Regions from separate parts of the Homo sapiens genome. Here regions 1 and 3 are each linked to region 2. Evidence: chromatin contacts called from ENCODE Hi-C or POLR2A ChIA-PET data. All regions are on one chromosome and are shown on one strand. The core of a region is the stretch at or near the end of the contact, and the rest is flanking DNA. Distances in the headings are between cores, read along the strand shown.

Region 1 (2,955 bases), core at 85-2,584, 350 kb before region 2:
AACCAGGCTTCACCTTGGATTTGGGTTAAGATCTGACAGAACCACCCTTTTCATTTTACTTGCATAACTGGTAAGCATTACAAAGAGATTCAGAATCACAAAAGGCAACATTCAAATGGCCAATAAACATATAACAAGGTGCTCAATTTGTCATCAGGAAGCAGTACATTAAAACCACTGAGCTACCACCACAAACATGCCTGAATAGATAAAAAGAAAAAACAGGGAACACTATCGGTGTTGTGGATGAAGAGAAGGGGGACTCTCTACCCTGCTGACTGACAGCCACCCACTATGGCTGAACACATCCTTCCTCTCCAGCCCAATAACTCCACTCCAAAGAACGCCTGTGTGAGGTCACCATCAGACATGTACCAGAATATCACAGCAGTGCTCGGCGAATGCCTGTCGACAGCAGGACGGGTGAACCGTGGCACCGTCGCACAGTGGAATATCATGCAATCGACACCCATGACATGCATGGTTCTCACGAGTGTAGAGAGAAGCCAGATTCAAAAGAGTACATTTTATACGATTCCATTTATATAAATGCAAAAACAGACAAATTTAATCTATTATTTGGGGATTCAAGATAGTGGTTATGCTCGGGGAGTGGGGGGTGGTTAACTGGCAGGTGACATGAAGCAGTGGGCTTCTGAGGTGACGGTTATGGCCTGTTTCTTGATCTGGGGGTTGGTTGTACCAGTGTGTTCAACTTGCGAAAATCCTGCAAGCTATCTACATAAGGTATGTGTATATACTTCCTGATGTATAGTATATTCCAACAAAAAGGTGAAATAACCCAGATACAAAGGTCTAAGATTCTTCGGAAAAAGAGCCCACATGATTTTTATATGGGTCAGATTAACAACTGCAAAGTTCATTTACAACTTAAGGAAATTCCATTCCCTAAAACAAACAAATGTATTTACCCATGAATATTCCAGAATGAGTATCTTCCCTAAGAACTCTGAATTGACTATCTCAGGAAGAGCCTGTGAATATCTCAGGAAACTTTTGTCTCATCTTTTTAAAAATAATAAAAGATAACACCTACATAAATGTATACATTCTTAGGATCTTAAATCACCAGTAAATAAGCATTTTCCAATCTCTTCTCCCTTACTGTATGAAAAATTCTAGGAACTTAATATAAATACAATTGAATCTTATAATTTTTTATGTTTAACCAAGATTGAATCAATATACTTTTAATAATAGTATCTGTCTCATGAGGCTCGCCTAAGAATTAAAACCAAAACTCATTCAATGACTTTTTAGGCATCTCATCTGTGCCTTACATCAGCGGTGGGGCCCCACCCACCCGGCCTGCTCACACACTGCACCAGCCATTCTCTCCTCTCCCCACCACCAGGTTTCCTTCTGCTGTGTGTCACTTCACGTCTGCACATACACATGGTAGATCTCCCCCATCTTAAAGACCCGAGTCCTTAAGCCCACCTTCTCCTCCAGCTACTCCCACGTTTGTTTCTCTAAATAGCAAAACCACTTGAAAGACTTGCCTATATGTTGTCTACAGTTCCTTTCCTCTTATCCTTCATTTTCCCCCAACATTTTATTTTTTGAGACAGGGTCTTGCTCTGTTGCCCAGGCTGGAGTATAGTGGTGTGATCCCAGTTCACTGTAGCTATGACCTCTGGGGCTCACATGATCCTCCTGAGGAGCTGGGACTACAGGCATGCGCCACTATGCCTGGCTAATTTTTTGTTTTATTTTGTTTTTTTTTTTTTTGAGATGGAGTCTCACTCTGTCACCAAGGCTGGAGTGCAGTGGCACGATCTCGGCTCACTGCCTTCCTGGTTCAAGTGATTCTCCTGCCTCAGCCTCCTGAGTAGCTGGGATTACAAGCATGAATCACCATGCCTGGCTAATTTTTTTTTGTATTTTTAGTAGAGACAGGGTTTCACCATTTCGGCGAACCTGGTCTCAAACTCCTGACCTCAAGTGATCTGCCTGTCTCGGCCTCCCAAAGTGCTAGCCACCATGCCCAGCCCTGGCTAAGTTTTGTTCGTTTTGTAGAGATAGGGTCTCACTATGTTGCCTAGGCTGGTCTCGAGCTCCTGGGCTCAAGTGATCCTCTTGCCTCAGTCTCCCAAAGTGCTGAGATCACAGGTGTGAGCCTCCACGCCTGGTTCCAACGTTGTATTCTGGAAAAAAAAAATCAAATCTACTGATGTGCTGAAAGAATATTATGAAGCGAACGTCCACATACCCGTCACCTAGATTCGTCAACCGTTAACATTCTGCCATGCCCGCTTTCCAAAGTTATATTTTGGAAAAAAAAAAATCAAATCTATTGATGTGCTGAAAGAATACTATGAAGCGAACGTCCACATACCCTTCACCTAGATTCGTCAACCGTTAACATTTTGCCATGCTCGCTTTCCATCCCTTTTCTTTCTCTATCACAGAAACACACATGCAAATTTATTTTTCATCAAAGCAACTGAAAGTTGCACACGTTATAACACATCTCTAAATACTACCAGCTGTCTCTCTCCTAGGAACAAGGACATTCTCCTGCATAAATAACATAATAACATTATCATACCCAAGATATTTAACACTGACATAATATTTGCTCCATAAGCAAATTTCTCTTATCAGATTCTCTATAGCTTTTTTTTTTTTTTTTTAAATCCAAGATCCAATTAAGGAGCATACATTGCATCTGGTTGTCATGTCTCTCCAATTTCCCTTATCTAGTCTGGAGGCAGGAGGGACGGGACTGGCTTTTGGACGTTGACATATTTTGAAAAGTGCCTGCCAGTTGTCTTGGAGGAGGTCCCCCGTAAGTTGGATCTGCCTGTTCCCTGTCATGAGATTCGGGTAATACATGCTTGGTAAACACAGTTCCTGGGTGGTATGTGCTTTCTACTGTATTATTAATCAGTTATTGATAATGCTAAGTTCGATCACTTGGTTAAGGTGGTA
Region 2 (2,886 bases), core at 216-2,715:
GCCTGGCCATACTGATTGAAAGCAATATTCCATGTTAACACAAAAGCACACAACACTGCATTAGAAAATCGAGGCTGCTATCTAAGATAGAACACAGGTAAACACAGCTACATCTCTCAATAAATACATAGATATCTCAATATATAACTCATAGATCAATTAAATAAGATATAGCCACTCTCCAGGCTGATCCCAATCCTATGAGGCTCAGAAGCCCAACAATGTTTGCACAGCAACAGTGGACACAGCCTCTCAGCCTCTTTACGGAAACGATAGCACCCCTTGTGCAAAAACCTTAATTTGAGCATTTGGAAATCCTAGAAGTGAGGTCACTTCATCAGTGCCCTCTGAACGCTAACAAGTGATAAAATATCTTTCATCATGAACAAGATCTTTATCTTCTATCAAGCTTCTTTGGAGGGGGAGAAAGATATGAATCATTAATCCCATGAATCACTCATCCTATGGGAGCTCAGGGAGGAATCTGAGTCTTCAGAGACTACCGTTAGAGCCCTGCATTTTAAAAACAAACACATCGTACACAGCTCCTGCATTCCTGCCACGCCTGTGCTCTCTGCACAGTTGGGCAGAACTAGTAGTTTTGCTGTAGCAGCCTTAGTGCCATCCAACTGCTAACACAAGCCACGCAGAAACCTACCCATCACTGCACTAATACGCACAGGGTTGCAGAGAAAGGTGTGTGAGGAACCCAGACGCTAGCCCTTCACTGCTTTCCTCCACCGTTTAAAAACAAAACCTTTCCTTAGAATCCTGTAAGCCTATGCAAGAAAGCATCTAGCATTCTCAATGAAATAAGGCCCCCATCCTTCACAGCCAGCAGCAGATAAATCTGGTGAAGGGCGGCTGGGCTTCCCCAAGTGGACCTCCCTCCCCACTCTGCCCGTGGCCTTCTCAGGCACTGGAAGAAGGTCATGTCAGTCAACTTGGTCCATGTTGCTATGATGCTCTGCTCCTTGTTTGCTCCTATCTCTACTCAGAACTTCCCAAAAACCAAGATTATATCTTATTCATCTCCGAATCCCCAGCACAGTGCATAGAACCAAGCATTTGTAGGCCCTGAGTAAATATTTACTGAATAAATAAGTGAATGGGGTTTACAGGCTCAGCCATTGTTCCTGTGTGCGATGTGATGGTTTTAAAATAAATATGTCCACAAATTCTTTGACACGTCTTTCTTCAAAAGGGAGAGCCTCATCCCCTCCCCTTGCATGCCAGTCAAACTTCGTGACTCATTGCAAATGAACAGAATGGGGTAGAACTGACGCTGTGTGTCTTCTGAGATTAGGTCATAAAAAGGATGGCTGCTGCCTGGCTCTCATTCTCCTAGATTGCTGGCTCTGGAGGAGCCAGAAGCCATGTCATGAGGATATTCAAGCAGCCTGCGGAGAGGCCTAGGTGGAGAGGAACCGAGATCTCCTGCCAACGGCCAGCACCAACTTGCCTGCCATGTGAGTGAGCCACCTTGCAAGTGGAGCTCCTAATCCCAGCCAAACCTCAGGTGACTGCAGCCTTACAAGAGGCTCTGAGCCAGAACCACCCAAACGAGCCACTCCTGGATTCCTAATCCACAGAAACTGTGAGAGATAATGTTCATGGCTGTTAAAGCACTAAGTTTTAGAGCAATCTGTTATGAAGCAATAGATAATTAACATAGCAACCTTGGAGGATTTCGGTGTTTTATAAGGGGGTTGAAAGGATTTTCTTAATGACAAAAAGTTAGTTTATAGTTATGTTGTGCTTATAATAAAAATTTTGTTGATGGGGTTGTTTTTTCTTGTAAATTTGTTTGAGTTCTTTGTAGATTCTGGATATTAGCCCTTTGTCAGATGAGTAGATTGCAAAAATTTTCTCCCATTCTGTAGGTTGCCTGTTCACTCTGATGGTAGTTTCTTTTGCTGTGCAGAAGCTCTTTAGTTTAATTAGATCCCATTTGTCAATTTTGGCTTTGTTGCCATTGCTTCTGGTGTTTTAGACATGAAGTCCTTGCCCATGCCTATGTCCTGAATGGTATTGCCTAGGTTTTCTTCTAGGGTTTTTATGGTTTTAGGTCTAACATTTAAGTGGGTGAAGGATATGAACAGACACTTCTCAAAAGAAGACATTTACGCAGCCAACAGACACATGAAAAAATGCTCATCATCACTGGCCATCAGAGAAATGCAAATCAAAACCACAATGACATACCATCTCACACCAGTTAGAATGGCAATCATTAAAAAGTCAGGAAACAACAGGTGCTGGAGAGGATGTGGAGAAATAGGAACACTTTTACACTGTTGGTGGGACTGTAAACTAGTTCAACCATTGTGGAAGACAGCGTGGTGATTCCTCAGGGATCTAGAACTAGAAATACCATTTGACCCAGCCATCCCATTGCTGGGTATATACCCAAAGGATTATAAGTCATGCTGCTATAAAGACACATGCAAACATATGTTTATTGTGGCACTATTCACAATAGCAAAGACTTGGAACCAACCTAAATGTCCATCAATGATAGACTGGATTAAGAAAATGTGGCACATATACACCACGGAATACTATGCAGCCATAAAAAATGATGAGTTCATGTCCTTTGTAGGGACATGGATGAAGCTGGAAACCATCATTCTCAGCAAACTATCAGAAGGACAAAAAACCAAACACCACATGTTGTCACTCGTAAGTGGGAATTGAACAATGAGAACACTTGGACACAGGAGGGGGAACATCACACACCGGGTCCTGTTGTGGGGTGGGCGAAGGGGGGAGGGATAGCATTAGGAGATATACCTAATGTAAATGACGAGTTAATGGGTGCAGCACACCAACATGGCACATGTATACATATGTAACAAACCTGCAGGTTGTGCACATGTACCCTAG
Region 3 (2,893 bases), core at 168-2,667, 370 kb after region 2:
ATTAAAACTTTGAGAGTACGTAGTATTTCAAATAGTATTTGACTAGATGCCATAATCTCTATCTTAGAGTTTTGAGATTCGTAAATCTGAAATAGGTAATCAGTTCATCAGTTACCCCCTACCTGGATTTTGTGGGGCCCTTTTATTTATTTTTATTTAATTTATTTTCTTGAGACAGGGTCTCACTCTGTCACCCAGGCTGGAATGCAGTGGCGTGATCTCGGGTCACTGCAACTTCTGGCTCCCAGGCTCAAGCGATCCTCCCACTTCAGCCTCCAGAGTAGCTGGGACAACAGGCATGTGTCACCACGTGCAGCTTAATAATCAGTTTTTAAACATGTAATTTTATTTAAAACCATAAAAACCCATTTTAGTTTTAAAAATCATGTGATCTGAAGAAATGTCACAAAGCATACACAAATTTAATGGAAAAGCTGAATTTTTTTTTTTTTTGAGATGGAGTCTGGCTCTGTGGCCCAGGCTGGAGTGCAGTGACGCAATCTCGGCTCACTGCAACCTCCTCCTCCTGGGTTCAAGCAATTCTGCCTCAGCCTCCCCAGTAGCTGGGATTACAGGTACCTGCTACCACGCCCAGCTAATTTTTGTATTTTAGTAGAGATGGGGTTTCACCATGTTGGGCAGGTTGGTCTCAAACTCCTGACCTCAAGCAATCCACCCGCCTTGGCCTCCCAAAGTGCTGGGATTACAGGCGTGAATCACCACGCCCGGCCGAAAAGTTGAATTTTTAAAAAGTGGTTTGACATTATAAAGGGCTTTGTCAATGTAAGTCGTTCTCAAGATGGGAGCTGGTGGGGTGCACATCAGCGTCACCTCCTTCAAAGCACCTGGCACCCTCCCTGCTTGGGGCCTATGATGCTGAAGAGTGGGCACCCTGCCCCTCAGATGAGCTAGAAAAGAAAAGACTTTGGGACCACGGCATGTATCTGTGAGTCCTGGCAGGGCCTGGACTAAGAATTTCCAATTCTCCACATTCAAGAAGGAAGAGACGGATTGTCCTTTCTTGTTTGGTTATAATCCCAAACCATAAATAACTAACCACCAGAACCAGTTTAAACCCTCCCTAATGGTTCCGCAGAATATTGACTAGAAACAAAACAAAATCTTTCCTAATGGACCAATGGCGACCTCACACCAGTAGCCACACTTCTGGAAGTCAGCCAGGCTGCAGCAGCCTCACCCCACTGTCTACCTTCCAAAACCAAAGGCCAAACAATCCCTCAACATCCCTGCATCTGAAAGTCACTGATCCCCGAGCCCCATGATGCTCGGCAACACGTAGAGGGCCTGTGCTCTGCAGCCCAGCTCTCCCTTGCGTAGCAAGCAGTAAGTTGAGATATCGAGAGTGGTGGGCCCTCCAATCGCAGGAACTGATTAAAATGCAAGAGCTATGTGCAGTGAAGGCTCACAGTGAAGGGAAAGAGAGACAGCTTATAAACACAAGAGCCATGTTCAATCTCACTTCTCACATGAGAAATGCAAATGAAAACCACAAGGAAACTGACAGAAGCTTAAAGAGGAACAGGATCTTTATATAGTCTTAAAATGTCTTCCCACAGCCATTTCTTACCACCAAAGGAAGAACCAGTATTTTTATACAGTGGGGAAAAGAGGCAGATGCTGCCTTAGCTAAATAATAAAAAAAAGTCAAAACGAGAATTATGTACCTTGTGACGTAATGCAGTGATAGCAAACATCAGGAATATGCTGTACTCCTGCCCGAAGGACACAGCCTGAATCTCCTCAAGAGGAAATACCAGACAAGTGCCAACTGCGGACATTCTACAAAACACCTAGCCTGTATTCCTCCAAAATTTCACTACCATCAACAGCAAAGATGGACGATCTTCATAGATTAAAAGACAGTAAGGAAGGCCGGGCATGGTGGCTCACGTCTGTAATCCCAGCACTTTGAGAGGGATTAAGGCCAGGAGTTCAAGCATAGCCTGGGCAACATGGCAAAACCCCATCTCTACTAAAAATACAAAAAAAAAAAAAAAAAAAAAAAGTCAGGTGTGGTGGCTCACGCCTGTAATCTCAGCAATTTGGGAGGCTGAGGTGGGTGGATCACTTGAGGTAAGGAGTTTGAGACCAGCCTGGCCAACATGGTGAAACCTTGTCTCTATTAAAAATACAAAAATTAGCCAGGTATGGTGGCAGGTACCTGTAATCCCAGCTATTCAGAGGCTGAGACAGGAGAACTGCTTGAACCCGGAAGGTGGAGGTTGCAGGGAACCGAGATCACGCTGTTGCACTCCAGCCTGGGCAACAAGAGTGAAAATCCGTCTCAAAAAAAAAAAAATTAACTAATTAAAAAAAAAACTAGCCAGGCAGGGTGGTGCATGCCTCTAATTCCAGCTATTTAGGTGGCTGAGGCACAAGAATTGCTTGAACCTGGGAGGCAGAGGGTGCAGTGAGCTGAGATCACACCATTGTAACTCCAGCCTGGGCAACAGAGTAAGACTCTTGTCTTCAAAAAAAAAAAAAAAAAGGACACTAAGGAAATGGAACAATTATTAAAGGGGGAAAATGCTATCAAGGACATTACTGGGACAACTGGTGAAATCTGAATGTGGACTATGTTTTAGAGGGTGTACTATATCAATGTGAAACTTCCTGATTCTCGATTGTACTATGGTTATGTAAAATAACATCCTTGCTTGGGAAGTGGTATCTGCCACTAACTCTTGAATGGTTATGGGAAAAACCGTATTCCCTTGGAGGAGGGAGAGAGGGATGATAAAGTGAACGTAGCAGAATGTTCAGAAGAGGCGACTATGGGTAAAGGGGATGCGGGGTTCTTTCTGTTACTCTTGCAACTTGTTTAGCTTTTTGAAGCCTTTAAGAGACTTTGCATACATTTCATTTGCCTTTC

Evidence for each region. Hi-C counts contacts between places; a loop is a spot of excess contacts on that map. ChIA-PET counts read pairs that join two places held with the same protein, here RNA polymerase II (POLR2A). Pooled maps may share reads with other maps.
Region 1: a map with no recorded cell type shows a loop between it and region 2 (2.8-fold over the local background). The contact joins two enhancer-like sites. A Hi-C loop is called at or near these places in 1 of 37 single-sample maps with no recorded cell type and 5 of 50 pooled maps. POLR2A ChIA-PET finds 5 or more read pairs at or near these places in 1 of 52 experiments (activated T-cell).
Region 3: a pooled map shows a loop between it and region 2 (5-fold over the local background). The contact joins two enhancer-like sites. A Hi-C loop is called at or near these places in 3 of 37 single-sample maps with no recorded cell type and 4 of 50 pooled maps. POLR2A ChIA-PET finds 5 or more read pairs at or near these places in 2 of 52 experiments (CD8-positive, alpha-beta memory T cell and HEK293).

The regions. Positions count from the first base shown.
Region 1 is chr9:131,660,814-131,663,768 of GRCh38, forward strand. The region is part of intron 1 of RAPGEF1 (Rap guanine nucleotide exchange factor 1); the gene reads right to left. Among named protein-coding and RNA genes, the nearest start is that of RAPGEF1, 78 kb to the right of the region's middle. Within about 2 kb of position 1,335, at least 4 of the 41 ENCODE cell types and tissues checked have a DNase peak (open chromatin) inside an H3K27ac peak, as active enhancers do.
Region 2 is chr9:132,008,131-132,011,016 of GRCh38, forward strand. The region is part of intron 3 of MED27 (mediator complex subunit 27); the gene reads right to left. Among named protein-coding and RNA genes, the nearest start is that of MED27, 70 kb to the right of the region's middle. Within about 2 kb of position 1,466, at least 2 of the 41 ENCODE cell types and tissues checked have a DNase peak (open chromatin) inside an H3K27ac peak, as active enhancers do.
Region 3 is chr9:132,380,759-132,383,651 of GRCh38, forward strand. The region is part of intron 9 of TTF1 (transcription termination factor 1); the gene reads right to left. Among named protein-coding and RNA genes, the nearest start is that of TTF1, 25 kb to the right of the region's middle. RefSeq lists an enhancer at 1,503-1,662. Within about 2 kb of position 1,418, at least 6 of the 41 ENCODE cell types and tissues checked have a DNase peak (open chromatin) inside an H3K27ac peak, as active enhancers do.